Linked DNA regions of Mus musculus: region 1 is linked to region 2. The links are chromatin loops, found by intact Hi-C in ENCODE. Cell type or tissue: left cerebral cortex. All regions are shown on one strand. Region 1 overlaps Nell2 (NEL-like 2). Region 2 overlaps Nell2 (NEL-like 2).

Region 1 (2,500 bases), 250 kb before region 2:
AGGAGATGGGACCCAGCGCTCTGCTATTTTAAGCTTGACAGCGCGTCCAGGTAAGGCTCTCCCTGTGGAGGAGCGAGTTGCCTCTTGTCAGCACTTCCAATATCGTCGCCAAGACGCGTGCTTTCTTTGCTGCTGTAGAAGCTTGCGTTTTAATGGCCCCCTTTCTTTCTTTCTTTCCTACCCTTCCCCACTCCCACCAGTTTGGGGGCTTGGTGTGGACCCCTCCCTACAGATTGACGTCTTAACAGAGTTAGAACTTGGGGAGTCTACAGATGGAGTGCGCCAAGTCCCGGGACTGCATAATGGGACGAAAGCCTTCCTCTTCCAAGGTATGGCCCAGTGTGGAGCCCCATGTGTGTTGCGGGGAGCTGGCTCTGCGGCTTCTGGTAACTTGGCTTGGCGCTGCACGCTGCACGGAGCGGGCGGAGAGTCCCAGCTGGGGCGAGGGGGTCTCTGTGAGCTCAGGGTCTGACTCTTTTTAAGTGGGTTCTTTCTCCTCCCCTCCTCCCCCTCGCACTCCTTTTCCTCCTCCTTACTTGGTGCACTTGGTGGTTCTAATGGATAGTGCCTTAATTACCGACTAGAAACTCCAGAGGCAGATGGGTGATTTGGGCGTCTAGGGAACAATAAATTGTAACACAAACGCCTCATTTGGGTGGAATGGATTTGGGAAGGAAACAAGATAGCTCAATCTTGGTTAAAATACTGACCTCCCAAAGTTTCGGCGCTGTGGTGCCTGACCAGAGGAATTCCTTTATGGTATTTTTACTGCACATGTCTGTACTTGAAGCACGGTTACCATGGAGCGCTCCCCATTCTCCCGTGCCGATCAGCGGCGAGGGGAAGGCAATGCTACTGCTACGATTATTTTGAAATCATTTCAAGGGGACGTTCACAGAAGCATAGCCCTATATCACCATAATTGTACGTGTAGAATTTTAAAACTTTTTTTTCTTTTTGAACTCAGTGGATATTGGCTATTCATTACTGTCCAGACTTCAAATCATATTTGAATATACTGTTTAGTCAGAACAAAATTTCAGAAAAAAAAAAGCCAGCCTGCAAATTGATTGAGTAAAGCTTTTGAAAACTTCTCGCCTTGTGGGAAGGTGCTTAGCCCGAGGGTGTAAAAGGGGGCTAAACTGTCCAAGGAGATGGAATTTAAAAAGAGGCACTGGGGATGCCCTGTATCCTGAAGATCAAGGCATCCTCCCACCACCATACATGTGTGTGTGTGTGTGTGTGTGTGTGTGTTATGTGTTTCTTTTGCTATTGGGAGCTATGGCTTCAAATTGCCATCAAAATGCAACTGATAATTACTGAAACGTTGGCGATGCAAAATGCAACCAACCCAGCACATCTGCCATCAAGAAGCAGACATAGTAGGCAACTTGGATGTTTCTGTGGTGGCGCTGTTGCCTCATTCAGCCAGTGCATGTCACCATGGACAGCAGCTCTTGAGCTTTCTGTAGGGAGAGGGAAAAACTGACATGTGTTGCATTTAAGAAGAATTTGTGTTCATAATAAATTAAAACGTAAGCTCTTTAAAAATGGGTTTCAGTTAAGGTTGTTAATGAGTGTTTTTATTGCAACGAGTGTTTATGATATTTTCTTTACTCCGAGATGCTTTGGGGAGGGTGGGGCTGGGATACTGAAGACAATAGCTAAATGTAATCAAGGAAATAGAGCTCAATTGTCAGCAAAAATTCAGTTGAATAGAAATGTAATTAGGGGTAGGCTTTAGACTCATTCTCTGTGTTATTTCTATCTTTCAATTTTAGTCTCTTAGAACAGGAACTCAATATTTTAGGACTTGATAGTTTTGGTAAATAGAAAGCATAACAAACCAAGTTTCCAATAATGGTCTGCATTGTAATGAATTGTTATGATAACCTCAAAGGCTCCCTTTAGCCTTCCTAAGGGTACTTCCTATACAAAGTGTCCATCTGTCACAAGTAGAAACCAGAAATGTACATTTTATGTGGGACAATCGGACAATTATATATTGAACAGTATGACGGTTTCTAGGTAATAGTCTTAGGGTATCAGTTTCTTTTCTGGTTCATTTAAAACAATATTTATTTCGCCATAAATAGCCAGTTTCTTTAAGGTATGCATTGTGATTAAAAAAATAACCATGGCTAATGTCATATGTTTTCTTTGAATTGTGCTCAGTTGGTGGATGTCAGTTTCCAACAGTGAACTTCTTTTGTTTTTTAGCTAATACCGAGCTCAATACTAGAAAGAGCAAATGCTTCACAAATAGTTTTCATTCAAAGATGCAAAAGTTCACTTCCTGCCACCTTAAGTCTCTTTGTGTCTGAACCGCTATTTACTGTCCGCTGTGTCCTTGTAAGGCTTGCGTTCCTGATGTATTGATTGCACTGTAGTAACTTCTCTTACAAGATTTGAATTCCGAAGTCAGTGACAAGTGACTGATGTGTGGTTCTGCGTCTCCCTGGCAAGGTCTTTCCTCAGACGCCAGGCAAGCAGCAGGTTT
Region 2 (2,500 bases):
CTTGCCTGGGAGTAAGGTAGTGATGATGATGGTGTAGGCATTGGTGATGAGGATGATGTTTGCCATTTTACCCTTGGCCTTAGAAGGGACAGAAGCCTGAACAAGCACTCTCCCTAATGACTTGCAGGTGTGCTACACAGCGCTAAGGGTCAGTCAGAGCCAGTGTGTAGCTCAACAGAAACTTCAACCCTCAGTCTTTCTGGGGCAGGAACAGGCCTGACACATCCACTTACATGACTAGGATGGATTAAGACACTAGGGAGCAAGGGTTCAGCACGTAACTTGAAAGGGCAGGGTATCCTTTGCAGAGGAAATTGTGTGCCAAGGATCTAGGATGGGGGCATCATGGCACAGCTAAGGGATGGCAAGTAGGCCAATGCGCTGGGCAGAGGGCCAGTGGAGTCTAGAGTGTGCTGAAGCATTTGAGGTCTGTGGAAGCCAGAGGAAATGCATCACTAACGTTTTGGTTAGGATCCAACAAAAACAAACAAACAAACAAAAAACATCTTGTGTTTTATTAACTATGGCAGGTTTTGCAGGGCCTGGGGGTTGTTTGGGAGAATATGGAGAGAAGCAAGGGAGTAAATGGGAAACTGAGGAGAAGTAGACGGTCTACTTGAAGACAGACAGACAGACGCTAATGACAGTGGAGAAAGTTGTGTGTTTTTTTTTAATTTAAATGTATTTATATATTCACTTTACAATCCAATATCACTCCTTCCTCTCCTCCCAGAATCCCCCCCCCCATGCAAATCATCCTCCCATTTCACTTTACTCTTCTCTTTCGAGAGCCCTCCTGGGTGTCATCCCCCTAATAGACCCCCAGCCCTTCCCGTCAAGTCGCTGTGGGGCTAGATGCATCCTCTCCCACTGAGGCCACACAAGGCAGCCCAGTTAGAGACTGAGGGTCTACTGGCAGGCAAGCAGTAGGCTCAAGGACACCCCCTGCCCCAGTTGTTGACCCATGTGAAGACTAAGCTGCACATCTGTTATGTATGTGAAGGGGACCTAGGTCCACCCCGTGATTGCTCTTTGGTTGGTGATTCGGTCTCTAGGAGCCCCCAAGGGTCCAGATGAGTTGACTCTGTTGGTCTTCCTGTGGAGTCCCTCTCCTCTTTGGGTCCCTCAATCCTCCCAACTCTTCCTTAAGCCTCTCAAGCTTCATCTAATATTTGGATACAAGGCATCTCTGTGCATAGGCTGCTGGGTGGAATCTCTCAGAGGACAGGTTCCTGTCTTCAAGCATAATGCTGTTATTAATAGTGCCAGGGATTGCTTCTTGCCCATGGGGTGGGTCTCAATTTGAGGTAGTCATTGGTTGGCCATTCCCTGAATCTCTGCTCTATCTTTGCCCCTTCACATCTTGTAGGCAGGACACATTTTGCGTGGAAGGTTTTGTGGGTGGATTGCTGTCCTTATCCTTCTGGCAGAGGAGAAAGTTAGTGTGTGCTGCCCTCTGGTGCTCTGAGACACTGTGCTCTGAGCCTCACAGGCTATAAAGGGCACCAAGAAAGAGTTGTGCACTTTGTCAAAATAAGTTCACATTTCTCATCACTCAATCTCACTATATTCAACAAGTAAACCACAGTCGTCATAAGTTACCTAAGACTGGAGCCACTGGACAACCGAAGCCAAGATGGTGGACAAGACTTCATCTTGTCACATTTTCTTATACATTACCTATGTGCCAAAGTTGTTGCCAGGTATGGGCCGGTGTCTGCACCCTGTGCCACAAGCACAAGCCTAGACACTTGTCACATGCTTCCAAACCTCTAACAACCAAAAATCACAAGACATTGTACAATTATCTGAATGCCAGTGCATGATGGAAATTAAGTCTTCCTGTTTCAGTTATCATGGTATCTCTGTCTCTATAAGGCTCTGCCAACTTAAGTAATTGGAAGAGCAACTAAGAACAGCCAATGTAAGGCCCAGCTGTCCTTACTCATAGATTGTTTTGAATCACTCATCCATTGAACAAGTATGTTCTTCTATTATGTGCTCAATACTGTGCTATGCACAGAGCTTACGTTTAGAGAAAAGAGGCAGACCATGAGCCAGACATATAAGTAACATGTATGTAATGTGTGAGATAAAACATAGGGAAGCAAGCAGGATGGGCCTTTTAATTTTTACTGAATTCATCCTACATGACCTTTGACAGAATATAGAACTTGACAAGAAGCCAGAAAGCAAAGATCTGCGTTTGGTGTCAGCATGTTGAGCATTCTGTATCAAATGTCTTAGAAAATAATATATAGCATTTTCCCTAATGAGGAAAGCACACATGAAACATTCATAGAAGACAAAAACGTTAACACATTGGGTGACTGCACTATTAGATATTTAAGGCTTCGGTGACTTCTTCAGCACATCTAACGGTGATGGAAGAGCCAGCGGCACAAACGTCAGAGCAAGAGCGTTCTTGGCAAAATGAACAGAAAAGAAATATCCATAAAGCAGTAATTCCTCTTGATTCAAATATATTTCCTTTATATTG

What was found. Peaks named below come from ENCODE experiments on the same cell type or tissue, not always from the same donor. Only the 100,000 strongest peaks of a DNase experiment are listed, where the experiment ranks them.
Region 1: it touches region 2 in a loop (6-fold over the local background); 6 of 42 quality-filtered maps call a loop at or near these places.

What each region holds. Positions count from the first base shown.
Region 1 is chr15:95,525,106-95,527,605 of GRCm38, reverse strand. Nell2 (NEL-like 2) reads left to right here. Exons shown (of 20, transcript NM_001356951.1): 2 at 201-329. Among named protein-coding and RNA genes, the nearest start is that of Nell2, 1.7 kb to the left of the region's middle. In left cerebral cortex, a CTCF peak has its summit at 1,419; DNase peaks (open chromatin) are centred at 168, 680 and 1,404; H3K4me3 peaks cover 2,500 bases; H3K27ac peaks cover 2,106 bases.
Region 2 is chr15:95,271,318-95,273,817 of GRCm38, reverse strand. All of the region lies in intron 15 of Nell2 (NEL-like 2), which reads left to right. Among named protein-coding and RNA genes, the nearest start is that of Gm31075, 69 kb to the right of the region's middle. In left cerebral cortex, a CTCF peak has its summit at 1,471 (motif pointing left); a DNase peak (open chromatin) is centred at 1,421.